Linked DNA regions of Mus musculus: region 2 is linked to region 1. The links are chromatin loops, found by intact Hi-C in ENCODE. Cell type or tissue: gastrocnemius. All regions are shown on one strand. Each heading gives the region's core, and the rest is flanking DNA. Links, peaks and the distances in the headings are about the cores only. Region 1 holds the start of Gm43700 (a long non-coding RNA gene). Region 2 has its middle 52 kb from the start of Gm43700.

Region 1 (15,945 bases), core at 7,963-10,462:
CAGTGGTAATGGCCGTGACACCAAAGAAAAAGATCCTGGTACCCAGGACCAAGGGGTGTGCTCCTGCTGCCCGAAGAAGAGGTGTACCTTGCAATAAAAATGCAAAGACTGGCCCATAGGTAGCTGTCAGCAGCAGGGTTGATGGGTAGCTCTGAAGAATTTCATCATGCCAACTGCACTGTGGTCTCCACTGACAGCGAGGAGACTCATCTTTTCCTGTCTTTTGCAGAAGCCAGTGTTTGAGACCCTGGGCAGCCGCTCATTTCAGAGACCACAGCTTGATAAAAGATGGACAGAAAGGGAACCAAAAGCAAAGAGGATAGTGCTGGCCGCATGTGTGTGCCAACTCCGAAATCGAAGTGACCTGCTGGGCTCCTGCTTTCCTATCAGATTTGCTGCCACCCTTTGGATTTAGAATGGGAACTGGACTCTTAGATGTTGCTAGCTGGAATGGCAGTGATGCGGTGACCTGCCTGGCAGTTATTTTGCTGATCTCAATGTCCTGGCCAGAGGGCAAGATAAAAAAAAATCAAGCTTTCTTCTCTTAATCTACTGTGTTGCACCAACTGGTCTTAGCAGTCTGTTGCCTGCCAGGATTGAAGTCCTCTCAGCTAGTTTCAAAAGCTCAGGGAAGGGCCCAGAAAGACCAGGCGAGTCATCTGGTCACACCACAGGGTACTGGAACATAGCCAAAGACCCAGGAACACCAGAGATGAATGTGGGTGAAGGGAAAAACAAAAAACAAAAAACAAAAAACAAAAAAAAACAACAACAACAACAAAAAAACAAAAAACAAAAAACAAAACCCTGGAGTTCTTGGCAGGGGAAGGGAGCTGGATTTTAATCTTAGACCTCTATGGTTGAAATACAGGACTCACTCTATAAACGAAAGATTCTCTCTCACCTTCTCTCTCTCTCTCTCTCTCTCTCTCTCTCTCTCTCTCTCTCACACACACACACACACACACACACACACACACACACACACACACACACACACAGACAAACAGATATAGACACCCTCCCCACAACCTTCCCACACACACCCACCACTGGAAGATTCCTGCATGGGTATCCCTTGTTCTGAAAATTTCATACATTGAGAACTAAAACCTCACTAATATCTTTTAATGCTATTTAAGAAGAGAGGGCACTTGGAAGTGACTGGCTCAAGTGTTATGTTCTGAGTGACATGGACTCGTGTTATTATAGGGATAGCTTTGTTATAATATAAGACTCTGACATTACCTTGCCATGCAGTGCCTGCAATAGGTTACGACACAACAAAGCTTGATCAGGTTTCAGTGTCCCTACATCTTAAAATACATGAAATAAATGAAACCTCCATTCTCTAGCCTGGAATACTCATTCTTTGCATCAGGAAATGATATATTCACACTTGTAAAGTAAGGATAATGTCACCACTCCCTCTAGTTCTCTAAAAGTGATGTGGCATCATGAATTGAAAGCTCCAATCCTCAGAAAAGGCTGATTTTTTTTTTTTGCATGTGTGTGTGTGTGTCCCTTTATTGTAGCCTCATTACACAGTACAGACAGAACCAATTATCAAGACTCCTGCAGTGTAGACCTAACTCTTCCAGCCTTAGCTCTACGACCTCATGCTGGGAACTGCTTCCCCAGGGTGTCCTTACCTTAACATCAAGAGGGGAGACCAGATTCACTCTTTCTGCTCTACTATCCCAGGCTCCCCACAGGGTAGAAAAGACTTGCCACAAACCACAGTCTTGTAGAGATTTGCCTTTACTACCCCAGCTTTAGAAAGTAGAGGTCACAAGTAGATACATTAGAGAAACATGGCAAAGTCTGGGCTCACTTTACCACTCATTAAGTTTTATTGCAAAGTAGTAAAAGAATCCTTCCAACTTTGTAGCCCCTATCCCTATCACCATCATTACCACAGTAGCGGTAGTAAATATTCATTAACTGCTTCTCAAACTGTTTCATTTGACCCCTACAAACAACTCACAAAGCAGATACCATTATTAACACCACACAACAGATGAGGAAATAGGACACAGAGCAGGGATCCTCGCCAGGGTTATGTAAGCTTTGATCATGGTGGCTTGACTTACCAGTTAGACTTGTGGCCATGCACTTACTTGGCAAATGATGTCAACAGATCAAGCCACAGGCTATAGAACATTGGGTAGAGAACTTGGGTGAGTGTCTGTCCAGAGAGCAGGCACGCAGTGTTCATCTGGTGCCCATCCCTGGCCCACTGAAGGCCAACACCAAATTGCACAACTTTTCTAGGCCATGAAGTCCTAGGTTGGCTGGGACATGAGAGGGTCATGCAAGAGAGTTCCATCTATAGTCAGGCTTAGTTGGGTCAGGGTGCCTCATGGATGAATGCTAGTACCATGTAGCCAAGGAAATGCATTGGCTGTACTTGGTGGTGCTAGAGAATGAAGGGGAAGGCTATGGTCAATAAGAGACATGGAGTAGTTTATGTTCAAGGAGAGATGGAAAACAGAAAATTTGGTTGGCTGGTAGAACCTTTATAATGCTTGGTTTGGTATTAAAAGAAAAACTTCATTTGCAGATACCATGAGTCCTTGACTATGCCATTCATTCAGATTGATCAGAAAGGCCCAAAGTCATCCTCTCTGGAGAACTTTGGAAAAAGAAAAATAAGACAGAGTTGCTTGTGATTGTCTAAGAAATTTCCTGAATGTGGTCCCAAGTGCTTCTCTGACAACACATTGTCCAGTTAGCATTTTGCTTGGCAGGAACGTCTTGTCATTTCTACACAGACACACTAAGAATAAACCATGAGTCATTGAGCAGCAGCGTGGTGAGGCTGTGGCAGAGCTGGGACACACTCAGCTCATGTGCCAGTCCCCTAGGACAGCTTTATGCATTCTTTTCAGAGGCTATGATGGCTTCCTTTTTTTTTTTTTTTTTTTTTTACTACTAAATCTACTCTCTGAGACATAGTATTAGACAAGTCTGATCCTGCTGAAGTGCTGGAAGCTCCCCGCTGCTCTGAAGATGGCCTACCAATATGTGACAGTTCTTGCTGGCTCTGGACTGAGTGTCTCTGAATTGTCAGATGCTCTTATATACCAATCCCCTCCTAGTTTTCTGGATACCCGCTCATGTTCTGACTGCCTTCCGCTCTCTCATAGTTTTCCCTCTTCCTGGAGCCTGCTCTCCTTGTCTGAAATGGCAGGTATTTCCTCATTCTCCTATTTCAGTTGACCATCCCCTGTCCAGGGGAGACTTCCTGTTTCCTAAGCCATGTCAACCACCGAAGTCCTGCTGCACCTCCCATTGTGAAATGCACCACTGTGCTGCCTGGCTATTTTTGACTCTCTCTTCCTTACAAGATAGTGAGCTTCACTGGCCAGATAGCCTGCCTAGGATGATCAGGGCTCTTTGCACTTGTGGAGTTAGTGTGGAAGAGGCAGGGAGTTAATTCCAGATCACTGAAAGCCGAGTCTGGAGTCTAGGAACTCCAAAGTCCCCGTCCCAGATTGCCTATCCAGATCTCGTGTCTCTGCACCAACCATGTTAAAAACTGGCAAGAAATGATTCTTCCCGTTCTTATGTTCCCCCTTCAAATATTGCAGACCGCTCTGCTCTTTGTATTTTCTCTGCCAGTCAAGATTTATGTCTTAGCTCTTTCACACTTTTTTTCTATTTCATTAATCTCCTGAATGCACTTTGGACACACTCAAGCTCCCATGGGTTTTGTTTTCTCACCCTCCTTTCACTTTCCTAATACCCTTAAAAAAAAAAAAAGACCTGGAGTAGCAAAGCTCTTTATTCATTGACTCTGTAGACAGTTACTGAGCTTGGTAAGCAAAATAGTGAAATGCAGAAGGCATGGTTCTAATCTTCTAGAAGCCATAGTTCTAATCATGCATGCTTCTGTGCCAGGATGGGACCATACTGGGGCATTCCTTCATATGGCTATCACACAGGATGCAGGCCCTTTGCCCTTTGCCATTTGCCCAGTGTTTTTGGAAGGCTATTCCTGGATCCTCTGATCCCTTCCTCATCTTTCTCCATACTCTGAGTTGCAAATTTTCATCCTCACTGGGATCATGGAAGGTACTAGGCTGCTCTTCCTGGCTAGCATCCTCTCTGAGAGAAGATTAAACACAGTCTGGAGTCTGGAGACCTGGTTTGAAATTTAGGTTAGAAAGCGGTCAGTCTGAGTTAGGAAGGCCTGCCTTTGTCAGCAAACTGACAGAGTTTGCTGTTTGCTGCTGCTGTTGTTTTTGTTTGATTGATTTTGAGAAAAGGTTTCTCTTTGTAGCCCTGGATGACCTGGAACTCACTCTGTAGACCTGGGTGACCGCAAACTCAGAGATCTGCCTGCCTCTGCCTCTCAAGTGCTGAGATTAAAGCTTGTGCCAGTCACCATGTTCAGTGAATTTTCTGAGTTTTAATCTTAATTTTTTTTGAAATTTATTTAATTTGACTTTATGTGGGATAGTATTTTTCTCTTAAAAGCCAGAAGAGGGTGTCAGATTCCCTGGGACTAAAGTTACAGAGGGCTGCCAGCTGTCATGTGAGTGTTGGGAATCGAACCTCCTCTGCCTCTGGAAGAGTGCTCTTCAGATCTCTGAATTTGACTCTTGACCATGTTTATTGCTAATTGCATACATTAGAAAGGCTTGTCAGGTTCCCTGCATTAATCACCCATGCAAAGGAAGAATGGCTTGTCTTACAGAGGTTTTATGAAGACAAAGTGATGGATATTTCTGGGACAAGGATGCACCAAACACCAACGTTTCTCCTAAATCAATGACTCAGCATAAGGACCACAAGCTGCCTTGTGGGACTGTGTCATGGCTTTGTTATAGCCTTAGAAATGAGCTGCCTTCTCGTGTAAAAACTGTAGCATGACTTTAATGAGACATTGTCTCTTAGACACACAGCTAGTCCGAATGCAGTGCACACTGACATTTTTATATTTAACCAAATGGAAAGTGTACACTTAGAGAAAGATTATACCTGGTCTGCAGGACCCATCTTCCCATGTATCCTGAGGCAATAAATTCAAGCTGTTTTTCCCTATTTTGCAGAACTGCTGAGGGACTAAAGGGAGATGCCAGTTCCAGACACAGGGAAGTAGATGCAGGACAAGTTCCAGGCCTACCGAATTCCTCCTGTCTCTGATCATCACTTTGGCTTTGATTAGGAGTTTACTGAAGCATCTGTCTTAAGCATCAGATTCAGGTGTTGGGACTGCATACCTAGTCTTAGAGTCTATGTCCCATCACAGAGCATGCCTGCAGGGAAACTGAATTCATAATGTTGTGATACTGGGATTTCCTAAGCCAGGGGTGTAACTGGGCAGAGAAGGGCTCCAATAATGCTTCGAAGCTCTATCCATTCATTTACCAGTTCTTGGCATTCTTTTTAGAGATGTCTCTGTGTTTAACAAGGTCTTGTATTTTGGTGACTAAGCATCCACTTTCAAGTTTCTGTGTGTGAACTTGTAAAAGAAATATTTGAAAGCCCGTTTCTGCTGGGCATTGTGTTGGCTATTGAATTCAGGAAGATACTAGCAAGATCTTAGTTGAGGTTCCTCTAAGAGTTAAGAGGACAGAATGGTTGCTGGTATCTTACCTAGTCAGTGGTGGGCTGGGGTAAGGAGTGGAGTAATGAAATAGGGAAGTGAGTCAGAGAAGGGAAATCAATAGTGATATGAGATATGGGGTGTGGGGGGGTCTTTGACAAAGGGCCATCTAGTAAATATTTTGGACCTGTAGGCCCCGTGGCTTTTGTAATTAGTTACCCATCTCCGACTTTATAGCATAAATATAGTAATGAGAAACATGCAAATTAGTGAGTGTGACTGCTTCAGCAAAACTTTATAAAATCATGTGTCTGGCTGCATTTTGGTCATCATTTGATGACTCATGACCTAGAAGGTCTCTGTTTGGGGCAAGTAGGGAGATGTTGAATATTTGCCTCTGCAGATTTGTTCTATAGATTGCTAAAGCTTACGGCAGGTCTCTACCTGCAGGGTCTAAGAGGGTTGCTTCTGTGCCCCTGCTGGCTCTCCCTAGTTAGCCTCTAACCTGTGCAGTTTGTCCCAGGAGCAGTGAGCATATTCCTTAGCCCCAAAATACACTGAAGCCAAGAGGTATCACCTATTGAAGTGTGTACTAAATACATGCAGGTGGCACTGTGGGTTACATGGGGATACAGATGAGGTACACAAAGCATGGATTATATAGAAACTCTACTTTAGAGTAGGCTAAAAGCATGTCCCTTTAAAAGGTGAAATCACAGTTTCTGTTTACCGGAAAGAACTGTTCTAGATGTTACCTATTCTCTATCCCACCAAACACAGAGAAGGATCACCAGGTAGAGACTGTATAATTCTGGAGAGAGCACATCTGTAACCACTAGCTGAGGGTTACTATGGGACAAGTACTATGGTAAGCCTACTAGATGTATTAGCTCATGGAAATCTTTCTCATAGATGCCTCTTTCCCCCTTGTTTTGTAAGTAGAAAAACAAACTTAAGGAATTTACAGAATTTGTTCAACAGATTCATCGTTATCACTCAGCAAATGAAGAGGCTACCTGTAAATTTCAGCAATTTGCCAGTATGATTTGTTTGAGATCAAATTAAAAAAATGTTATCAAGATTCTACGAATAGATATTTTCTAGGGCTGATTTCTAACACATACACACACACACACACACACACACACACACACACACACACACTCCAAAACCTAGGTGACAAAGAAAACAGAGATATACTTTCTGAAAATTAGGTATCTGAAATCAAGGTATTGGCAAAGTTAGGCTTCCTTTGAAGATTTAATATAAGATTCTGTTCTTGTTTCTTTTTATCTCCTGGTGACAGCCATCCACAGTGGCATTATTCCTTTCATATGCATCTTCTATAGGGTTCAACCCATAGTCCAAACCAGTCATCATATCAGGAGCAGGGATTCCATGATGAATAAGGCATAGTTCTTATTTGGAAGCAAATTATGAGGGCAAGTTCAAATGGTAATTTTAAAAAACGGACAGATAAAGAAAATGTAATTCAACCAACCTCACTGCAATCGAGTTGGTGAGATGCATTTTCTCCTGGCTCTCCTGGTTTCCATGTTTACTCTTGTCTTATTTTTGACCATCATTTACTGATCTCTGAGGCTAGGGGGATGGTGTTTTTTTTTTTAAAGTAGTGGCAATCATGACGTCTAGATGAGGATAACATCCTCTTTCCGACATTAGTTTCTTCACCTATGAAGAATATTCAGCAGGACACATTAGTGGATCTTAAATGAAGAAGGTTCTAGAATCATCTGAAGAGACTACAACTGCTGAAGTGTGGATCATCTACAAACCTCCTCATTCAGCTGTTCTGAGTTGGGATTTTTATTTATTTGTTTATTACAAACTACAAACCCTGTCTATATTATTCTATTATGAACCCACATCAAAGAGCATTGTTTAAAATCATTGAGCCTCACCTGCTCTGCCATTCTGATCTCAAGTCAGCTATACACCTTTAGCCTCAGGTTTAATAGTGCCGTGACCTGAATGTTTATATTTCCACAAACTGTGTATGTTGAAATCCTAACTCCCAGTGCGGTGATTTGGAAGTGAGCTCTTTGGGAGGTGATTTGATTTTGGAGACAGAGCCCTCGTCAATAGAACTGGAACTCTCATACAAAGACAAGAGAAAACCAACTTCCACTCTTCTTTTAATGAAAGGGGGTAGCCAGAAGAGATATAAGACAAGAGTCATGCTGATAACCTTGGCCTTAAGCTTCTGAGATTCAGGAACTACCCAAAAGAAACCAAAAGAAATTGACATCATTTCATCTCTCCTGGCTGGTAGAGTGTTTGTTGTGGCATCGTGTAGGTGTGGTTTTTGGTTTTAGTTTTTGTTGTTGTTTTTTATGTTTTTAACTTGTTCGTTTTTACTTGAGTTGAGTTTGGGCAGGACTCCATGGGTGTTCTCCCAAGCGCCTTCCTCTTTAACTTCTACAGCACTGGCTCTGAAAGTGTCCAAAGTTTCTCCAAAGATGTTAAGAGGACTGCTTTGCTTGGGAAGTCCTGAGAGGCAGTTTAGGAGTGCCCGCCTTTAGGATTGATTTGCTTCCTGGACAAGCCAGCCTTTTGGTGGGCATGGCTCGGCAACTATGAAGAAGAGTGAGGTAAACACATTTGTTTCTCTATGGGGCTTTGGAATCCAGGTGATAGAAAAGTCTGGAGAAAATAACCTGCTTGGTGGCTAGAAATCAGAGTATTTATTGTGAGCAGAGAACCAGGGGAGGTATTGTAAATTTTAGTGGTTTTTGTTGTTGTTGTCGTTGTTTTGTTGTTGTTTGTGTTTTTAGTTATTTTTTTCTTCACTGTGGCCCTAAGCCAGACTGTTCCTAAGAATTCAGACTTTCTGGCTCTTCCTACGTGTCTCTACATTATTCCTTATTTAATCTCTCTGAGTTTCAGTTTCTTCACCTGGTAAGTGATTGTGACAGGGGAACTTGACTCATTAGATTGTTGTAACTTGGGTAAAATTGCATGCAATGTTGCTTGTAAAGTGCTGAGTGTGCTGCCTAGCAAGTAACATCTAATCCACGTTTGCCACTGCTAAACGTTTCTCTAATTATTGTCCTGTGAGCCTTGTAAGAAACGAAGGGCCATCAGCACTTACTGTGACAGACACTGGTAATCAATGGTACATGCAGGACCTCAGTTGATGTCTACAACAAATGCAGGGTGGGAATGAGGACCTCAGCTTCAGACAGGAGGAAACCATGCCCTGGGATGTTAAATGTTTCCAGAGGTCTCACAGTGAGAAATGGAAGGAATGAAATGTTAGCCATATTCTCCTACATCAACAGTGCCTTTGTCTGAATGCCACTGGGAAAAAATGAGTAAGAGAAACCTGTGACAGAAGGAGGAAGAGATCATCTTCCGGCATGTGTTTGGATGTTTGCATACGTGCATGCTTTTGGACACACTCATCTGGTGACAGCTGCCCCTTTCAGAGTATTTCACGGTCAGTATCTTCAGTGACATTTTAGTTATCATTTGCAATTATCCATCAGTAAGCCAGTTTCTTTGTCACCAATCTATGCCAGATTTTTCCAAACTTAAGAGCCCATACTTCAGCTCAGCAACATTGCTATCAAGCTTGACAACTTGGGTTTGTTATCTGGAACTTGTACCATGTTAGGCAAGAACTGACTCCTACTAACTGCTGACCTACATTAGGACTCCTCACTCAACTTCCTTGTTATTTCACCTCTTTGAGGCTTAATTCTTTTATCTGTTGATCGGGTACAACGTTGTTAGGTTATTATATGTTTTTAGGTTTGTTTGTTTGTTTGTTTGTTTGTTTGTTTTTTGTTTTTTTCTCGAGACAGGGTTTCTCTGCTGGCTGTCCTGGAACTCACTCTGTAGACCAGGCTGGCCTTGAACTCAGAAATCTGCTTGCTTCTGCCTCCCAAGTGCTGGGATTAAAGGCATGTGCCACCACTGCCTGGCTCAGGTAATGATATGGTAATTTTACCTACCAGGTGTTTCCCAAATCAAGTGAAGAGATATTTGAGAAGAAAACCAAAACAGCCTGAATGACCAGCCAGATCTGGATTTGGATATAGTGAATTTTTACTTTAAGTTTATTTTTAAATTTAATTTAGATTTATTAAATTAAATATACTACCTTTAATTTAAAAGTAAATGTTCATTTACTTTTTGATTCTATCCACCAAAGGGAACTCCCTTTTTGTTGACTCTACCTAGTAATGGAGTCAGAATTATCTCATAGTTGCTATATAGTAAGTATGGCCTCTAGCTTTGACAGGATGAAACAGATGAACAAACAAAACCCCTAAACAAAACATGAAACAAACCACCCTGGGAATTCTAGTCTAACAGGAAGAATGATGATCTCCCAGAGATGTCCACAGCCCAAACTTCAGAACCAATGTGCATATTAAGCCTTAGAGCCTCAAGGATCTGAGGTTTGAAGTGGAGATTTCAGGTTTCTTTAACAACTCAGTTGTATCACATGATATTTTTCTGGAAGCTGTCCTTCTGGAAGAGAGCATGAGATGTTTTCCTAAAAACAGACACTTGAAAGGGCAGGTGATATTTATATAAATGGAGTCCCACAAAGATGGCTCTTGCATTGCAAAGTCATGTGACTCTTCCCTGGTCTTTACTTTGTAGAGAGAAATGCACCAAAACACTTCTCATGGCATTCTGGACGCTTCTGCTGACTCGTGCCAACTTGAGGGAGTCTTCCAGTTTCTGCTGGATCTTGTTACTGCAATTGATTTGTGTTTGGTGTTTGCTATTGAACTGGACTACTAATACACCAACAACAAAGAATGGAATCGCATCAAAGAACTACTACGAAATGGGTCCCCCCCCACACTTTTCCTATTAACCTCCTTTCTCCCCTACCTCTGGTTGCTAGGCTAGAAAGGAAGTTGAGGTGTTTAATAACACTAAATAAGGTAGGTTTAGAAAAATCTAAGCCTACAGAGGTTACTATTCAAGACAGAGTGAGTCATGGACTGTCAGTGTGGCCTTACATGTGGACGAGCTGGCCGAAGTCAGAGAAGCAGGGATGGAAGTACCAGCATTACTGGATCTGCTGTTCCTGGACTTGTAGATTGAGGAAGAGGCCATGAAGCTGGAAAGCATAGTGCCCAGGGCACAGACTTTCATAGGAGCATCCTGGAAGTAAAAAGCTTCATTTTAGCTCCATCAAACTCATCTACATTGGACTTCTAACACAGAGCATTGCACTATAACATTTTGGCTCTAAAGCCACTAAGCTTGTGATAATTTGCCTTTGAAGTGACCATCTAGTTGGCATTTCTGGAGGAGGGAAAGTGTAGAGAATATCAAGAGAGCTTTAGCTGGGGATGTAGAGAGTATGAAAGTGAGCAGCATGGTTCATGCAAACATAACAAAACACAGCGAAAGCAAGAGCAGAGGCAAGCCATGCTTTGCTTTTATTTTTCTTTTTTAAAAATCGTTTTTCATTATTTTATTTATTTATTCACTTTACATCCATATTGCAGCCCACATCTCCCCTACTATCCCCCTTACACATTTCTCCCATTCTCCCTTCTCTTCTCTGGGAATAGGGAGGTTACTCCTGGGTACCAACCCATCCTGGCACATCAAGTCCCTTTAAGACTAGGCACATCCTCTCCCACCGAGGACAGACAAGACAGCCCAGTTAGGGGAACAGGATCCACAGGCAGGCAACAAAGATGGAGCAGAGATGGAGGTGATGGCTAACCAATGACTACCCTAAGTTGAGACCCATCCCATAAGGAAGAACTAATACCGGACACTATTAGTGATACTGTGTTATGCTTGCAGAGAGAAACCTAGCATAACTGTCCTCTGAGAGGCTCCACCTATCAGCCAATGGAAACAGATGCAGAGACCCATAGCTTAACATTAAATAGAGCATGGGAGTCTCGTGGACGAACCAGGGAAAGATCGAGGGAGCCTAGGGAGATAGGGACTCCACAAGACTAACAGAGTCAACTAACCTGGACCCTTGGTGGCTCCCAGAGACTGAACCACAAACAAAGAGCAAGCATGGGCTAGACCTAGCCCAACCCTACACATATGAGCAGATGTACTGCTTGTTCTTCATGTGGGTCCCTCAAAACTGGAGTGGGGAGGAGGGCAGCTGTCCCCGACTCTGTCGCAAGCCACAGTTTCTTAACCAAGGTAAAGTGATCAGCTGCTCAGGGGATTCATTGTGGAGACTACTTGGACTGGGTCCTACTAAGAACCTCAGGTCCAATGTGATCAGGTTTGGAGATGAGGTGTTTATGAAGCCATTAGGGTCAAATGAGGTTATCAGGGTGAGTTCCTGCCTGATAGGTCTGTAAGTAGAGATACCAGTAAGTTCACTTTCACTGCTACCCGGAGATACCAGTTTAAGAAGGTATAGATCTACAAAAAAAAAAAAAAAAAAAAAAAAAAGAAAGAAAGAAAAGAGCCCACCCAGAAACTAATTTTGGCAGACCTAGATTGTGTAATTATAGATTTCAGGAAGTTGAGAAAAATTTTTATTGGTTAAGCAACCTAGCCTATTATATTTTAGTATAGCAACCCAAGCTAACTAACGCAGTACGATAAAGCTTTGAAAGGTCATTACTTTTGTACACCACATTCCTGACAGGTGTCCATAGCCCTGTGCTTTGATGACCTGTTACAATTCCTGACATGATGTGTTTTGTGAGTCCTGTGTGTTCCCCATTTCTAGGATTAACTTGCTTTTGTTTTTATTTCTTTTTCACTCCATACTTCTTCATCTCTAGTGATTGTGTATCAAACTTCATATTGTGTTCCACTAGCACTTGATAGGAGATAGTTTTACCACATATACACAAAAAATTTAATTCTTTTTTTCTGTCTGTCTCCCACTCAACAATTTGAGAGGAACACAAAAGAGATTTTGTCTTCCTTCTTGCTTCACTGTGGATCTTCAGATCTTAAACTATCCTCCAGAGGCCTATATGATAAAGGCTCTGTTTCCATTTTGTGCCCTTGGGAAGTGGAAGGATCTTTAAGGGCTGGGGTCTAGTGAGAAGAAGTGAGGTAATTGGTTCTGTGTCCTTGAAGTGGATAGCCGGAACCAGGCCTATTGGTCCTGTTTGTTATTGTCTGCCTTCGGTTGTTATAGCTGCCTTATCATAGACCCAAAACAGCAGGACCAGTTAATCACAGACGGAACCTCTCAAATCATGAGCCAAGCTAAACCTACACTCCTTCAGGGGTCAGGAGTTCATTCACCCTGGGCCTTCTATGCTGCTAAGTATTCCATTACTAAGCTGCTTCTTGAGATCACCTATGCTCATTATAAACTATCTCAGACATTTGTTAAAAAAAGCAACCTGGCTAACACGCATCTTTATTATATTTGTGGAACCTGGCTCCTGGCAGGCTTTGTAGAAATGTGTGTTGCAAGGAGTTAGTGAATGGATTGGACCTAAAGCAAAGTTTTCCTTTGCCTCAAGATAAATCCCAACTCCTCACATGACCTGATTCCTCTCCAGACTCTTTAATTCTACCTCTTTTTAGAGGGGTGGTTGGTCTACTCTTCTATTTCAGGAACTCTGTGCATTCTCTCCTCTCCACCTGAAACTCTGTGCATCACCCCCCCCCCCCCCCCCGCATTCTGATCAACCTTAAGCAGAGAGTAGCCACCCATCATTTTGATTGTGGCCAAAGGTTCCACATGACAAGCATTCTTAACCCTAGATAAGGTCTTCTCTGTCCCTTTTTCCTGCTTCTACATCTAAATGCCTCCTCTGGTGAGGTGTAGAATCCCTGTGTGGTGACATCACAGTTGGGCTTTGAGGTCAAGGCACTAAGGTCACTGAGAACAGAAAGCTTGTCTGCTTGTTTGGTAGTTTCAGCTCTGTGTCTCTAGGGATTCCAACAGTGCCTAACACAAAGCAGACATTCCTAACACCACCACGGGATGGTAGGTAATTGATGGTCACAGATGCAAATCAGTCTCCATTTTAGCCCTTTTCCCCTTCACACCACTCCTGTTCACTTGAAGGTATCTAAGAGCAGAACTCCACTCCCAGTGGCCCAGTGGGTTAGGTCTAACAGCCCATGGTTTTTGTTCACATTGGAATAAAAGCTTTGATGTAGAGAAAGAAGCTTAAAGGTGAAGGCTATTTCAGTAGCGCCAAAGTCTTGTGGCTCTTATAAGTACAAGAACCCTACGCAGCCCTTCTAGTGGTATTTAGGTTTGGGAATGATTTGTTTCCTACAAGCTCAAGTCGTTAAGCACTTGGTGCCCCCATTTTGGAACTGTTTGAAGTAGTTGTGTAACCTTCAGGAGGTGTGGCTTAGCTGGTGAAGTGTGTCACCAGGGGCAGGTCTTTGATGGTTCTGGTTACAGTGAGGATCTGGCCCACGGCCAATTCTTCCTGTTTTGTAGTTGTGGTTTGAACAAACTCCTGCCCATTGCTACTGCCACCACAGGCTGAATTTTTATTTTATTCATGCACCCTGATTATTGATGGCTTGAAATGTCACCAAAATCATGAACCTAAGTGAATAAACCTTTCTTCTTTTAAGTTTTCTTTTCTTTTTTTTAAAAGTAAAGGGAATAAAGGATTGTTGTGATTTTTAAATATACATTACCATTCCAGATACATGCATATTTTTATTTAAAATTTTTCATTTGTTTCAAAAAAATGAAATCATGGTAAAAGACAATCATATTGCCCATGTAATATTCTCACCATTATAGGAAATGTTCGAGAGAATTCGAGAAAATTCTCTGCACTGTCCTAGATATAGCAAACAATTAAAGTGTCTAATTATGATCTTCTTAACAATCTTTTCTTAAAATTTAAACATTGCCCCCCCATTTTCTCTTTAACACCAATTTATTTATTTACTCACCTTATTAAGTTATCTTTGGTCAGGCATTTTTATCACAACACTTCGAAGATTATCTTCAGGTACAACCAGGAATACAGCTACAGCGTGGAGAACACAGGTGTCCCAGCTTGTGTATAGGCAGAGTTAGATTATGGGGGGGGGGAGAGAGAGAGAGAGAGAGAGAGAGAGAGAGAGAGAGAACAGCATCCCCCAGGATAGATTCTGAGCATATTGTAGTTTGATGGATAAGAGCCTTGATTCTAGGATCTGGTGTAAGTTTGACAGACTTCCCCTTACTTGAGAGTGATCCAGGCAAGCTTTCCTCGAGCTTTTGTTTTCTCCTCTGTTAAAACAGAGGCTAGAAATAGTACCTACCCTATCAATTAGCTATGAAACTGAACGGATTAGAACTGATAATGGTCTTAGAAGAACATGCGCTGCACAGAAGGTATGGGAATCACATTTGGCATTAGTGGTTGATACTGTCAGTACTTACACAGCCCACACAGATAACCACTCACTCCTCTATTCTTCCAGATTTCCTTTTCACTAAGGCAGTGATGTGGACTCACTGGATTGTTTGGGAGAAAAAGTGGCTTGAAAGTTTTCTTCCTTACAGGGACTATCAGGAAAGCATTTTTCTTCCAAGAATCCAGTTTTCCCTAGATCATAACTGCTGTGGCTGTGACTAGTTTTGACCAGTTGTGAATTTCAGCATCACAAGATGAAAATGCCTGTGGGTCTGAGCCAGGCTATCTCAGGTCAGCTTAACAATAACCATATTTGTTCAATGTGCCTGATTTTTTGTTTTTGTTTCCTACAGATTTGTAACTTTGTCAGGTGACTATACATTGCGTCCACATAAAGGTCTCCTCAGGATCACGTTTAGTTAGGTAACTAGTCAAGAAAAAAAGGCATTATTATCCAAAGAGCTGAAAAATTATTCCAAGAAAGGAAAGATGTAAAATAAACAAAAATCCTGACCCAGACACAGCAAACTGGTGCCACCTATGTGATCTTGACTATGACATTTCTATATATTAGAATCTATAGACTCTGAGAGCCAGGGGATATACAAGTTAGTACTTAGAAATACTGCAATAGAAGTCCTGTCTAGCTAAGGAAAAACTGTGACAAACTCTGACTCCCAGGCTAGTCACACCAATGGACATCAATGTCCCAGAAAGACTGCATGAAGGCCCCAAAATACCTAGACTGGAAAGACAGATACTGTGGGCCTCTAGACAAGACAGAAAAACTAGTACAAGAGAAAATAAAGTGAGGGTGAGGTTTATGTGACAGTTAATGAACTAACAGGTCGAATCCCATTGTCTAAGATGGCTTGTAAACTCTGCTAGGAGAACTTACACAGCAATGATTGCTGCTCTGAAAATAAGGGAAAGACACATCAGGAAAGGCTCATAGCATCGTGGGGACAACAAGAGTAACTAGTTGATTTGATTAGTACAAAATGGCTGAGTAATGAAATCTGGGCCAGGTTATTTGCTCTTCTCAATAAAGCCTGCCAGTACTTTTAGGAATTG
Region 2 (15,945 bases), core at 6,781-9,280, 48 kb before region 1:
TTCCATGTGAATGTTGGCTTTCTGTTATTTATTTTGTTATTGAAGATCAGCCTTAGTGCATGGTGATCTGATAGGATACATGGGACAATTTCAATATTTTTGAATCTGTTGAGGCCTGATTTGTGACCTATTATGTGGTCAATTTTGGAGAAGGTACCATGAGGTGCTGAGAAGAAGGTATATCCTTTTGTTTTAGGGTAAAATGTTCTGTAGATATCTGTCAGATCCATTTGTTTCATCACTTCTGTTAGTTTCAGTGTGTCCCTGTTTAGTTTCTGTTTCTTTCTTTCTTTCTGATCTTGGTCCGGGACCCGCCGAACTTAGGAAATTAGTCTGAACAGGTGAGAGGGTGCGCCAGAGAACCTGACAGCCTCTGGAACAGGCAGAAGCACAGAGGGGCTGAGGCAGCACCCTGTGTGGGCCGGGGACAGCCGGCCACCTTCCGGACCGGAGGACAGGTGCCCGCCCGGCTGGGGAGGCGACCTAAGCCACAGCAGCAGCGGTCGCCATCTTGGTCCGGGACCCGCCAAACTTAGGAAATTAGTCTGAACAGGTGAGAGGGTGCGCCAGAGAACCTGACAGCTTCTGGAACAGGCGGAAGCACAGAGGCGCTGAGGCAGCACCCTGTGTGGGCCGGGGACAGCCGGCCACCTTCCGGACCAGAGGACAGGTGCCCACCCGGCTGGGGAGGCGGCCTAAGCCACAGCAGCAGCGGTCGCCATCTTGGTCCGGGACCCGCCGAACTTAGGAAATTAGTCTGAACAGGTGAGAGGGTGCGCCAGAGAACCTGACAGCCTCTGGAACAGGCAGAAGCACAGAGGGGCTGAGGCAGCACCCTGTGTGGGCCGGGGACAGCCGGCCACCTTCCGGACCAGAGGACAGGTGCCCGCCCGGCTGGGGAGGCGACCTAAGCCACAGCAGCAGCGGTCGCCATCTTGGTCCCGGGACTCCAAGGAACTTAGGAATTTAGTCTGCTTAGGTGAGAGTCTGTACCACCTGGGAACTGCCAAAGCAACACAGTGTCTGAGAAAGGTCCTGTTTTGGGCCTTCTTCTTCGGCCAGGAGGAGGTCCAAATACAAGATATCTGCGCACCTTCCCTGTAAGAGAGCTTGCCAGCAGAGAGTGCTCTGAGCACTGAAACTCAGAGGAGAGAATCTGTCTCCCAGGTCTGCTGATAGACGGTAACAGAATCACCAGAAGAACAATCTCTAAACAGAGTCAACTATAACTACTAACTCCAGAGATTACCAGATGGCGAAAGGTAAACGGAGGAATCTTACTAACAGGAACCAAGACCACTCACCATCACCAGAACCCAGCACACCCACTTCGCCCAGTCCAGGGAACCCCAACACACCTGAGAACCTAGACCTAGATTTAAAAGCATATCTCATGATGATGGTAGAGGACATCAAGAAGGACTTTAATAAATCACTTAAAGAAATACAGGAGAACACTGCTAAAGAGTTACAAGTCCTTAAAGAAAAACAGGAAAACACAATCAAACAGGTAGAAGTCCTTACAGAAAAAGAGGAAAAAACATACAAACAGGTGATGGAAATGAACAAAACCATACTAGACCTAAAAAGGGAAGTAGACACAATAAAGAAAACTCAAAGCGAGGCAACACTAGAGATAGAAACCCTAGGAAAGAAATCTGGAACCATAGATTTGAGCATCAGCAACAGAATACAAGAGATGGAAGAGAGAATCTCAGGTGCAGAAGATTCCATAGAGAACATCGGCACAACAATCAAAGAAAATGGAAAATGCAAAAAGATCCTAACTCAAAATATCCAGGAAATCCAGGACACAATAAGAAGACCAAACGTACGGATAATAGGAGTGGATGAGAATGAAGATTTTCAACTCAAAGGTCCAGCAAACATCTTCAACAAAATTATTGAAGAAAACTTCCCAAATCTAAAGAATGAGATGCATATGAACATACAAGAAGCCTACAGAACTCCAAATAGACTGGACCAGAAAAGAAATTCCTCCCGACACATAATAATCAGAACATCAAATGCACTAAATAAAGATAGAATACTAAAAGCAGTAAGGGAAAAAGGTCAAGTAACATATAAAGGCAAGCCTATCAGAATTACACCAGATTTTTCACCAGAGACTATGAAAGCCAGAAGAGCCTGGACAGATGTTATACAGACATTAAGAGAACACAAACTGCAGCCCAGGCTACTATACCCAGCCAAACTCTCAATTATCATAGAGGGAGAAACCAAAGTATTCCACGACAAAACCAAATTCACGCATTATCTCTCCACGAATCCAGCCCTTCAAAGGATAATAACAGAAAAAAACCAATACAAGAACGGGAACAACGCCCTAGAAAAAACAAGAAGGTAATCCCTCAACAAACCTAAAAGAAGACAGCCACAAGAACAGAATGCTACCTTTAACAACTAAAATAACAGGAAGCAACAATTACTTTTCCTTAATATCTCTTAACATCAATGGTCTCAACTCGCCAATAAAAAGACATAGACTAACAAACTGGCTACACAAACAAGACCCAACATTTTGCTGCTTACAGGAAACTCATCTCAGAGAAAAAGATAGACACTACCTCAGAATGAAAGGCTGGAAAACAATTTTCCAAGCAAATGGTATGAAGAAACAGGCAGGAGTAGCCATCCTAATATCTGATAAGATTGACTTCCAACCCAAAGTCATCAAAAAAGACAAGGAGGGACACTTCATTCTCATCAAAGGTAAAATCCTCCAAGAGGAACTCTCAATTCTGAATATCTATGCTCCAAATACAAGAGCAGCCACATTCACTAAAGAAACTTTAGTAAAGCTCAAAGCACACATTGCGCCTCACACAATAATAGTGGGAGACTTCAACACACCACTTTCACCAATGGACAGATCATGAAAACCATGCATTTTAATAAGATTTCCAGGTCACACTCGGGCACATGAACATCAGATGTGCGCTGCTGTAAAGAACACAAAAGTTGTTAATAAATTGGAGTCACCACCTAGAATCGACTTAGTTTCCTAAATGAGCTTCGTGTATATATTAAAAAACAATAGGCAGTGAGCAGAGGAGGCTGCCAATGGACCTAATCCATGCATTTGCAGATAACTGGGCATTGACTCCCCCGGCTTCTTCTGTTGGGGGTGAAACTGCAAGCCCTGGCTTTCTGCTGGGTCCTTGTTCTTTTCCTTTTTAGGAGAGGTTGCAGTCCCACTGCAAGGCTAACCCTGGAATCTGAGCAGAAACCCACAGCCACATCCCATTAGCTAATAGCATTGGGTGGTAAGGCCCCTGGAGAGAGACTTCAGCTGGGAACACTGCAGCCAAAGCCCCTCTAATAGCCCAGTCAGCTGTCGGGGCTGTAAACACATTTCTTCCCATTTAGTGCTGTTTACCCCTCTCTGTGACCTCTCACGCTTCCTGCACCCCGGCCACGTGGCCCAGATGGCATAATCTGTCAGGCCAAAGCAGGTGACAGTAGGACTTGATGTTAGGTAATCAGGGCCTATAATTAGCCAGGGTGGAAGTGGTAATGGGAACAACTGTAGGGCTGGGGGAGGGGAAGGCGGGGAAGCTATTCCTGGTTGGAAGACCAGCAAGGGAGAAAGGCCTGCTCCCTCTCCCACCCCTCCCACTTCCTCACTCACTGTGCATTTTGTAGCTCGAGATATGAACGTGTGCTACTGGCTTTTTTCTCCTTGAAGGTCAGACCTGAGCACTAGCAATTTAGTAAGGGAGTCATTTGGCAGATGATCAATTTGATTTCATAGGTGCCGTTCCAGAACTCTGTGGTTCAGTTTGATAATTAGTTGGCTACAGCACCTTGTAGGAACAAGGGTGGGGGAGAGCTGTAGAGAGTTAGCTTAATTTTGGGGAGTCAGACACAATGGCACTCAGGCCCTGGCCCTGCTGACCCCCCTGACTCCCAGCCAGTTAACATCGTCCGGTCTGCCAGCCTGGCTATATCTGACAGAAGCAGATCCCAAGACTTAGCTCCTGTGTACCACCTTAGGTATCACGTCCACATACTGCATCAGTACCACCAGAAACATATCAAACACAAGGTAGGGGGTGTCTGGAAGCTTCACCTTTCCTCCACTTGGATTGGTCTGAGTTCAAACACATCAGCAGTACAAAACCAATGAACCAAACAAATCACTCATCACAGATGGGAGAAGATCTTGTGGGTCAGAGAAACAACTGGCTTATTTTTTTATCAGAGATGGCAATCAGTGAGGTAGGCTGTGTGCGAAGCTTGCATCAGGAGATCTGTCCCTGTGAAAGCAAGGAGAACACTGAAGGCTGGGACAAGTGCAGTCTTGCTGGTCATGGGTAACCCTCTTCAGACAGCAGACACAGGTCTCCATGGGGACTTTACTGGCTATTTCAACTGTACTGAGTTGAAATTATAAACAGAAACCACCCCGTGAATCCTAGACCCTCATAATGTCTTGGATTGTCTGCTGATTTCTTTTTTTCTCCCTCCCCTACAGAAGCTAAAAGAAAACATGAACCACTCATAATCTCAGAAATACCAAGTTACAACTTGTTAAATATTCTTCTAGAACATTCTAGATATGATCTTTTTATTTCATCAAAATTGGTCTGAGTTGCTAACTTGTACCATAATCTCCCCTTCACCAAAAATACTGAATATTATTTTATTTACATGGGAATATTTTTATAACTTTTAAAACTTTCTCCCATAGTTAATTCACCAGTTTATAAAGAAGAACCAACCTGTCTTTTTACCAGTTTATTTTAAAAGACTATCCTAAAATTTCCCCTAATAACAATGGATATTTCATTTTTTTTTTCCTCACAAGGTTAGGCAATCCTATTATCAAATTCCAGAATTCAAATACCTACTTGCAGCCATGCCTGTTTGCTGCCCCAACCATCTTCCAGTTAATAATAACTAAGGTGTTCTTGAGATGCCCCACGTGCCTGACCTGTCTCTTCCCAGTTGGAAATGTAAGTTGCTTATCATTTATGACTTCAAAGAACACCACAGTGTTCTAGTCAGAGATGTATTTTTGTTTTTGTTCTTTTGAGACAGGGTCTCACTATGTACCCCTGACTAGCCCTGAACTTACTATTTAGGAAAGGCTATCTTTGAACTCACAGTATTCTACCTATCACATACTGGAATTAAAAGAGTACACAGAATTAAAAGAACTCACGGTATTCTACCTGTCACATACTGGAATTAAAAGAATACACCTTGATGCCTGACTGGATTGTGTTTTTTGTCTTGCTAGAGTTAATAAACATATGTCATTTCATTTCACAAGGAGGGTTACATATTTTAGATCTCGTGGCCTAAGGGAAAGTGAGAATTAAAACAAATCTCTAAGTCTGTAGAATTTTGCACATTCCTTGGGGGATTTTCTGACCAAAAGATTCAAAAGGATTTAATTGATAATGAATGTGGCCATTACAAAATTGCTTTTCCAAATGTTGGCAGTGGACTTTGCGTGACTCCAGAAGCTACAAAATCATATTGCTCTGCACTTTCAGAACAGAGGTAAATTCCTGAGCCCAACACTTGAATGATGATCTGAACTGCTCTGTGCCTTGTGCCTTTCCGAATAGTGTGGGGACTAATTCAGCTTAGAGTCTCCAGAGTTTCTTTGGAAGGCTTGAATTTAAAAATATATATTTGATTATTATTATTACTATATGCATATATGTTTACATATTCACAAATATGTAAGTACAGGCTTAGCAATACTAAAGAAAAGGCTATCAATTAACAGTGGGAGGGCATGGGAGGGGTTGAAGGGAGGGGGAAAGTGATGTAATACTATTTTAATTAAAATTCTCAAAAAATTTCTTAATCCAAAAAAAACCCCAAAGGAATCTGGTAACTATATTTAAACACCTGTATAAACTCAGCACTTGAGAGACAGAGGCAGGCAGAGTTCTGTGAGTTCAAGGACTGCCTTGTCTAGATGGTGAGTTCTGGACCAGTCAGGTTTACATAGTGAGACCCTGTCTCAAAAGAATACAACCAAACATTATTGAAGTATTTAAACCTGCTTTTTTTTTGACAGTAATAATTATTTTATCATACCTGAATGAATATGAGATCAGAGGTTACTACAAGCATTTCACATACCTTATTTCATTCATAGCCTTGAACAGATGTTCACAGGATCACTTAAAATCTGGAGTCCTAACATTCATGCTTCTGTGGACTTATCAATGCTTGCTTATCAATGACGTAACAGCTAACATTCACATCCAGCAAATACATACCATATTTGTCTTTCTAGGTCTGAGTTACCTCACTTAGGATAATTTTTTTTCTAATCCCATCCATTTACCTGCAAAATTTCAAGATTTCATTTTAAACAGCTGAGCAATATTCCATAGTATGAAGAATGCACCATGTTTTCTTTGCCATTCACCCACTGATGGCCGTTGTTTCCAATTTCTAGCTATCATGAGTAGCCAGAGCAGCAGGAACATGGTTGAGGAAGTGTTCCTGTACCAGCATCAGTCATCCTTTGGGTATATGCCCAAGAGTGATATAGCTGGATCTTGAGGTAGAGGAATTCCATCTTTCTGAGGAACTACCACAATAATTCTCACAGTGGCTGTACAAGTCTACATTTCCACCAGCAATAGATGTATGTTTCCCTTACTTCAAGCCTAATAGGCATAACAAAACTGACACACACAGAAACTCACTAAGACTGTGACAGTATGCACAAGGGTTCCAGAGCTGAAAAGAAAAGTGGACACCCCCCATCTATCTCTAATTGATATTCACTTGCAAATGAAAAATTAGTTTTCTCCAAAGGAGTCTTACTGGATAAACAAACCACTATTTTTGTCTGCTTGTTTTTGTTTGTTTCTTTTTTGTTGGTGCTTCTTTTGTTTTTAATTTTTAAAATTTAATCTCTCATATGTTGCATCCCAACTGCATTTCCCACTCCCTCCCCTCCCCCTAGCCCTACCCTCTCACCTCCCCTTTCCTGATCCTCCTGCCCTTTACCTCCCCTCAGAAAAGAGCAGGCCTTCCAGGACATCAACCAAATGTGGCATACAAGCTACAATAAGACCAGTCACATATTCTCACATCTAGGATGGACAGGGCTACACAGTAGTAGGAAAAGGATTCCAACAGCAGGCAAAAGACGCAGAGACAGTCTGTCTTTCCACTGTTAGAAATCCCACAGGAACACCAAGCTACACAACCATAACATGCAGAGGGCCTAGGTGAGACACATGCAGGCTTCCTGATCTCTGCGATTCCCCACAAGTCCTGGTGAAAGAAATCATTCTTAAGGGTAAACCACAAGCCCAGCAGCAGATGGCATCCTTGGAAGTTCTTTGTCTTATAATGGTAAGTCAGGGCATATTTATTTATTTATTTATTTATTTATTTTTACCTTATTGGTCCTTTGAATATACATTATGGCCTCCAGTTTTGGGACTTTTATGGGATTTCTGAGTGGGGGAATGTGTGTCCGTCTCTGCACGTATTTTCATTTCTTATGCTTTTGGGGGGTTGATCTGTTTTCTTGTTTGGCTGTTTTGTCATATTTCAATTTGTTTGTTTTTGATTTATCTCATTTTATTCTATTCCTTAGACACCTGTCTGTTTTCTAGCAAGAGTCAGAAATGGTGTGTCTATGGATGGAGACAGGAGGAACCAGGAGGAAGACGGAAGGAGAAACTGTATCCAGAATATATTGTAGGAAAAACATATTATCAGTAAAAGAAAAATGAATAAAAAATAAAAATAAGTGAACTCAGAATTTTATTTTATTTATTGTTTACTTCTTTTTGCAAAGTAAGCAATGCTTGAGCAGTAAGCATTCTGTGATATCCATTTGGTCCATCTGGTGTCTAGTAGTTTCTGCTTCTTGGTGCTCGGCTCACTTCCTGCAGCCTGCCTATGCATCTTTCCAGTCTCTGCACTTGCACTTTGAGACATCTAGGGATGCCTGGATTTCAGTGAACAGAGGGTGTGTTGAGACTTGATTCTGCCTCCTGGTCAAGTCATGAAAGCATTATATGACTCAGTTCCTCAGTCTATACAATAGGAATCTGAGCATCTACTTTATGCTTTTGTGGTAAGGTACAGTAAAGAACTGTACGTGGAATCGATTTGTAGTTCCTGCTGGCTCTGCTGGAACTGGTCCATGTGAGCTGAAGAGGGGGAGGGATTTTGTAGGAGAGTGTTGGTAGTTAGTGGTGGCTAGTAGTTGTGGTTGGCTCTGCGGACCTGTTACATTAGGGGAAAGTAAGGGCTGGAGAGTGGAACTATTATGTCTGAAGTACCACGGAGGGCCTACAGCCTAATCTGTACAGTGGTGCTTTCTGCATTTGCCTGCTTTCCCTTTTCTGTCTCTTCCAAACACTGCAGGAGCTTAGTGAACAAACAAAGAAACCACTCTGCTCCTTTCTTGTGTTCCCAAAGCTGCCTTATTGAGTCATTGGCTTAATCCTCAGTTCAGGGACAATATTGACCAGCAATGTCCCCATACTTGGGCAGACCATGTACTTAACACCACTGCAAATCCCCTACTGTGACTTCACCTTGCAAGGGAAACCAGCTTTTACTAATCTGGCAAACATGGAAGTGGTAAGGGAAGCAAATCCTGACCAAACTCTACAGATCTGAATGTATAGTGTCGCACTTGAAAAAACTGAACCTTCACCAAAAACTTGACGGCCTGTTTGTTGTTTTGGGTGGGACCTTGGTCACATTCCTTCTCCCCTCCCCACGCCACCCCAAGCATTATGCTCTCATTTGTAAAATGGAGAAATCACCAAGCTTACCTTAAAAGGGTGTGGTGAGGATTATTAATTCTTTATAAAGTGCTTGGAGCAGAGTCTGGCATACAGGACAAGCTTAATAAATGTCAGCCTTAAACAAGACGAAACAAAACACGCTGTGGTTCTATCTGCTTTTAAAGTTTATATTCTACCCACTGATCCCTGCTGCCTTGCTAAGGCCCAGGGAATTGAATTTATACTTGGAAATGCCAGTCAGGAGAGATCGTAAGGCATCTGAAAGCATGGCCTAGTTAAAAAGCACACTCACTCACATACACACACACACACACACACACTCACACACACTGCTACTTTTAATAGCTGGTAAGAGCCAGGGAAAATCCAATTACAGATGAATCAATCGATTAAAAAGAAAGGGGAGAGAATAAAGGGAGGAATGCTGGAGAGACACAGAGCCAAATTACAGCCAGATAATAGAATTAAGAGTCTGTAGAACAAACTGGGAGAAACAAAGGGCTAGGGGCTGTGGCTCATTCACGGCTCTGGAAGTGAGTGGATCGGAAAGAGTCGGAACCCTAGTTGGCAGATGATATTTTCCAGCGAAATGAACTGCCACGTGCAGCCTCTAAAAGGAGAAAATTGTTTTTGGGTTAAATAGATGCTCCTGGGGAGGGATAAAAGTAAAAGACCCACACTCTGCTTTGCAAAGGTGTAGCCTTGCTTCCTAATTGCCTATTCCCTAAGAAATCATGTTTTGGCTCTCAAAACAACAAAGCTCAACCAAACAGAACAGAAAACTATGTCACTCTTAAGGAAGAGTTTCTCTCTTGTATGCAAACATCAAAGACAAACCCATGCACTTTTAATTTTCTGTTTTATTTTGGGGGGAGGGGGTGCTAAGAGGAAGGTGGGGTTGTTAATCCAGTGACAACCTCTACAGCTGTGTATATTATCAGTAGGTTCTAGAATAACATCCGTTTCTATGTATTTATGGAAAGGCGTCCTTAACTAGGCCACATAAGGAGCCAGCGCATCTATAAATAAGTAAGGCTGTGCAACGAGGAAGGCTGTCTCTCTCCCAGCCTTTCTATGCAGCTGTTATCTTTGTGCCTGGTTTCCCCTGCTCCATTGTCAAGGCCCCCTGCACTGGAGGCTGGGTGGCATGTGTGATAAGGGTACACCTTCTTTCCGAAGGCATCTGGGGACAAGCTCCATTCTGGAGGCTATGCTGCTCCATGGCCTTGGTGGGCCTTGAGGCTTACGCTCCGACTAGGCCCTCACAGGTGACTCGCCTAGGGTCACCTCCTGGGAGACAGCTGCACCAGGCTGAGCTTAGACTGGCCTGGGCTGACAGATGGTAGTGTTGGGAAGTGAGTGGGGGTGGAACATAAGGATAACTAAATAACCCTGAATCTGTAAGATTAAACAGGCTAGGGCTGCAGATAATAATGGGAATGTTTTGCCAAGCTTGGGCTTTAGAAAGCTGCCTACAAACCCTTCTACCAGGCTACTCTCTGTGGACAGGCATGAAGGATCCCAAATTACACTTGTAAGTATTTTCCTGTGCATGCTGGTGGGAAACTAAATATAAGTTATAGAAAATAATAAAATGGAGAACAACATTAAAATGACTAACATAATACTAAAAGGTATTACTAAAAGTAAATCTTTTAGTTATTCAGGGCATGCCAAAGTCTCTCTTTGTATTGACAATCACTTTTGGATTTTTGTAGGCTCTTGTCTTGAAAAAAAAAAAAAGCCCTAAAAATAGGGTTCCTGAACTGACAACAGCAGTGTCCCGTTTATCAAATAAACCTCAGTGCCACAAACCATTGAAACAGGACCTGGCACTCGAGATGCCCTGGTAGCTGCAGGATGTATCATATTTTAAAAGCTCCAACAAGTATTGCAGGTTCTTAGACCTGGGATCTGTGAGTTGACTTGTATCTCTCAAATTCTGGTGAAGGAGGGTCTTGTAGCAAGGCCTGAAATCCTGCCTATGGAGAAGGCTGAGTCAGCAAGATTGCAAGTTCAAAACCAGCCTGGACAATTTAGTGTGCCCTTATTTAAAAATAAATGGCCCAAAGAAGAAAGGAGATATAACTCAGTGGCAGACTATTTGTCTACCATACACTGGTTTCACTCTCCAGCACATGCACATGCATACACATGCATGCACACGCATGCACACACACAAACACACACACACACACAAACACTCTACCACTAGAAAAAATGGTGCTCAATTAGAGGTTGAAGTCCTAACGCCTACACTAATGGATGCGAATTTACTTGGAAAATACAGATGAACCAGTTAAAAAGAAGTTATTGGTATTGTCCCTAACTCAATATGACTATGTCTATACCAAAAGGAGACCTTTAGACTTAGAGTCAGACAAGGAGTATGCCTTGTGAAGATGCAGTCAGAGACAGAGGTGATACAGAAAGAATGCCAGGAATGCTCTGTATTGGGTGATAACACCAGATGCTGGTGGAGAGACGAAGGCCATGCTCTCACATTCTCTCATGCTGGTCACTGTTTTGATCTCTGACAGTGGACCTCCAAAAGAGCAAGAAAGTGCATTTCTGTCATACATATCAGCCACCTCTCTGTGATCCTTATCCTGAGATAAGCTCAGGAACTTTAGAAAGTTCCACTGGACCCCTCCCCTCTTGGAAGAGAAAGGTCAGAAAGAACATAGACACCCCTCACCTACGGAAGGGAGGGGCTAATTACATTCCTCAGACCACAGGGAGGAGGGATGGACAACTGGCTACCTGTGGGTAGGGGTAGATACATTCTGAGACCTTTGTAGACCAGTCAGTTTAAAAGTCACACTGTTCTGCCAATCACATCGTGCCTAATGGCTGTTGCCTCAAGAACTATATAAAGGCTCTCTGGACGGCCTGTGCGTGGTCGTTCTCTCTCTCCATGTGTAGGGCCACCGCAACAAGTTGGAACAATAAGTACCTCTTGCTTTTTGCATCGATTCCCGGCGCTGTGTCATTCACTCAGGGAGTTCCCAGAAAGCTAAGGCTCGCCAGAGTCTTATAGTAGAAGCCCCAGTTAACTAATACAACTAAGTGTTTCTAAGGACAAACCAGACGCCTGTACTCCCACTAGGACCCACAGGAGTGAGGATGACAAGTCTAAGTTTTCTGAATGTTTGTTGGGTGAATGTAAGTTAAGCTTCTGGGAACCAGTGCCCTCACTGATGCTATCACCAAGGGCTCCGCCTTTTAGTGTCTATTCTGAAAGTGGAGCCTTTGAGCCACCTGTATGCTTGGAAATATATAGTACTAAGCCTGTGACCTCATGGGGAAGCACTATCCATCTGGGAAGCTGCAAGACTGTTTAGAGAAATCCTAAAGTAAATGGATAATTCTCTGTACTTTTAACCATTAAAAGAGGAGGGAACCAAGAGATGAAAGGACCCAGGCAAAGATGCCAGTTTGGAGTTGACTCTGGATCTGAATCCAAGCTGATGACAGAGTCTATCTTTCAGGCTACAATTGATGAATCTTACAGAAAGCTTTCACATTGTGTTCACAAGACCCCCCCAGCTACGACAGACAGAGCCCCCAAGTCTTGCTGTGATTCTCTTGCTAGGCTAATGAGATTGAGGTAGAGATAAGAGGCCAGGGGTAGAAAAATAGAACTCACACGGACCCTGACTATAAATCCAGAACAGAGATGAGCATGAACTTGGTTTTCCAGTCAGGCTGTGATCCTGATGCTAGCTGCCTGGTGGCTCTGGACGAGTCGCTCCAGCTTGATGGCCCTTGGTGTCCATATATGGAAACAGGATAAGACCCTTTGCCTTGCTCACCACAGGGCAGCCTGGAGTACTGCCTGGGAAGTCTCAGGGAAGACTACCTGTGAACTACAGAGGCTATGACTGTCACACTCAGTGTGAAAGACAACGGAGGCTGTCCTCAGGACAAGACTCTGCTTGCTATCAGGGACACCCTGGCAGTTGCTCCCCTAACCAGCCATTTGACTTTTTCTGTGTCTTCTGACTGATGAGTGAAGAGTGAAGGTAGGGTGTACAGAGGACAATCAGATGGGCAGGGTCCTTGCAGGAACTGGGCTCCCCCTTCTAGGACTCACCCCACAATGTGCCTACTCTTAGGGTCAGCAGGCCCCATTTTCTGGTAGGTTGTATTTCCTGGGGTAAGTTAGTCTTCCTTACCCTCAGACTCCATCCACTGCCACAAATGGGCTGGATCCGACTCGCTCAAGAGCATTCAAAATCCCCAATTCCATATGATTCTTGCTCCTAATTTTTTTCTTTTTTTTTTTTAAATATTTTTATTAGGCATTTTCTTCATTTACATTTCCAATGCTATCCCAAAAGTCCCCCATATCCTCCCCCCCACTCCCCTACCCACCCACTCCCAATTTTTGACCCTGGCATTCCCCTGTACTAGGGCATATAAAGTTTGCATGACGAATGGGTCTCTGTTTCCAGTGATACATATGCAGCTAGAGACAAGAGCTCCGGGGTACTGGTTAGTTCATAATGTTGTTCCACCTATAGGGTTGCAGATCCCTTTAGCTCCTTGGTTACTTTCTCTAGCTCCTCCATTGGGGGCCCTGGGATCCATCCAATAGCTGACTGTGAGCATCCACTTCTGTGTTTGCTAGGCCCCAGCATAGTCTCACAAGAGACAGCTATATCAGGGTTCTTTCAGCAAAATCTTGCTAGTGTGTACAATGGTGTCAGCGTTTCGAAGTTGATTATGGGATGGATCTCTGGATATGGCAGTCTCTAGATGGTCTATCCTTTTGTCTCAGCTCCAAACTTTGTCTATGTAACTCCTTCCATGGGTGTTTTGTTCCCAATTCTAAGAAGGGGCAAAGTGTCCACATTTTGGTCTTAGTTCTTCTTGAGTTTCATGTGTTTCACAAATTGTATCTTATATCTTGGATATTCTAAGTTTCTGGGCTAATATCCACTTATCAGTGAGAACATATCATTTGAGTTCTTTTGTGATTGGGTTACCTCACTCAGGATGATGCCCTCCAGGTCCAACCATTTGCCTAATAATTTCATAAATTCATTCTTTTTAATAGCTGAGTAGTACTCCATTGTGTAAATGTACCACATTTTTTGTATCCATTCCTCTGTTGAGGGGCATCTGGGTTCTTTCCAGCTTCTGGCTATTATAAATAAGGCTGCTATGAACATAGTGGAGCATGTGTCTTTCTTACCAGTTGGAACATTTTCTGGATATATGCCCAGGAGAGATATTCCGGGATCCTCCAGTAGTACTATGTCCAATTTTCTGAGGAACCACCAGACTGATTTCCAGAGTGGTTGTACAAGCTCGCAATCCCACCAACAATGGAGGAGTGTTCCTCTTTCTCCACATCCTCGCCAGCATCTGCTGTCACCTGAATTTTTGATCTTAGCCATTCTGACTGGTGTGAGATGGAATCTCAGGATTGTTTTGATTTGCATTTCCCTGATGATTAAGGATGCTGAACATTTTTTCAGGTGCTTCTCAGCCATTCGGTATTCCTCAGGTGAAAATTCTTTGTTTAGCTCTCAGCCCCATTTTTTAATGGGGTTATTTGATTTTTTGGAGTCCACCTTCTTGAGTTCTTTATATATATTGGATATTAGTCCCCTATCTGATTTAGGATAGGTAAAGATCCTTTCCCAATCTGTTGGTGGCCTTTTTTGTCTTATTGACGGTGTCTTTTGCCTTACAGAAGCTTTGCAGTTTTATGAGGTCCCATTTGTCAATTCTCGATCTAACAGCACAAGCCATTGCTGTTCTATTCAGGAATTTCCCCCCTGTGCCCATATCTTTAAGGCTTTTCCCCACTTTCTCCTCTATAAGTTTCAGTGTCTCTGGTTTTATGTGAAGATCCTTGATCCACTTAGATTTGACCTTAGTACAAGGAGATAAGTATGGATCGATTCGCATTCTTCTACATGATAACAACCTGTTGTGCCAGCACCAATTGTTGAAAATGCTGTCTTTCTTCCACTGGATGGTTTTTGCTCCCTTGTCGAAGATCAAGTGACAATAGGTGTGTGGGTTCATTTCTGGGTCTTCAATTCTATTCCATTGGTCTACTTGTCTGTCTCTATACCAGTACCATGCAGTTTTTATCACAATTGCTCTGTAGTAAAGCTTTAAGTCAGGCATGGTGATTCCCCTAGAGGTTCTTTTATCCTTGAGAAGACTTTTTGCTATCCTAGGTTTTTTGTTATTCCAGATGAATTTGCAGATTGCCCTTTCTAACATAAATAGTATAAGGTGCAAAGGTAATTGCGGATGAGTTTCAGGGTCAAACTTAGGCCCCCACAAACATGAATACTCACATATATGTGTCTACACACATGAAAAGTGCATACATACAAGTGCACACACACACACACACACACACACACACACACACACACCTTGAAAAATGGAAAAAGGTAAAAGAAAGGGAATGATTATTATTTAACATATAGCTGATAGATAAGGAAGCTGTGACTCAGAGGGATTCAACCACTTGCCTGTGGTTGTAGAGCTGAGAGTAGTACAAGAGAGACCCAGCATGAACCTGTCCTTGGCCCACCATCACTGGGATACTTTGTGTGCCATCAACTCTGATTTGCAGTAGGGGTAGGGAGACAAAATATAACATTTTCTTCATTTTCCATGATAATCTAGGTCAGTGTTTGCCCATGTCCAGCACTGCCTCTGCTTTGTTCCCCTTTTCCTTTTGTTTTATGTCTAAGCAACTAAGGTCATTAATAAGAGAATACCAGGAAGTCGTTGTTTTAGCCCTGTCTTAACTCACAGAGTTTTAAGTTAGCAAGGGAGAAGCCAGAAATTATTGTCTTAGACCCAAGTCTTTTTCAAGCTCCAGACTAATGAATCCTCCACTCTACTGTGACTCATACCCCATGGTCCTTCTTCCACCCCAGGCCAAGTGAGTTAAGACTCACTCTGGATTCTGACACTCTCCAAAGAGGTCACATTACAAAACCATCTAGGATTGAGACCTTTGGTGAATTCCAGGATAGAGATTCCAAGCAATGGTGATGTAGTAACTAAGTTCATTAGAAATATAGGTATTGGAAGGAGAGGCTGATAGAAATAGAGCTCTGGAGCAAAACCCCTGAGTGTAGAATGAGAAGGTACCAGCTCCCTTGTCTGTCAGGCCCTTAGAACTCCCAGC

What was found. Hi-C counts contacts between places; a loop is a spot of excess contacts. Peaks named below come from ENCODE experiments on the same cell type or tissue, not always from the same donor. Only the 100,000 strongest peaks of a DNase experiment are listed, where the experiment ranks them.
Region 2: it touches region 1 in a loop (3-fold over the local background); 9 of 42 quality-filtered maps call a loop at or near these places.

The regions. Positions count from the first base shown.
Region 1 is chr5:43,035,747-43,051,691 of GRCm38, reverse strand. Gm43700 (a long non-coding RNA gene) reads left to right here and starts at 13,158. Exons shown (of 4, transcript XR_001784851.1): 1 at 13,158-13,484. In gastrocnemius, for the core only: no CTCF peak of the experiment used is centred there; no DNase peak of the experiment used is centred there.
Region 2 is chr5:43,082,102-43,098,046 of GRCm38, reverse strand. No RefSeq gene overlaps it. Among named protein-coding and RNA genes, the nearest start is that of Gm43700, 52 kb to the right of the region's middle. In gastrocnemius, for the core only: no CTCF peak of the experiment used is centred there; DNase peaks (open chromatin) are centred at 7,914 and 8,146; H3K27ac peaks cover 80 bases.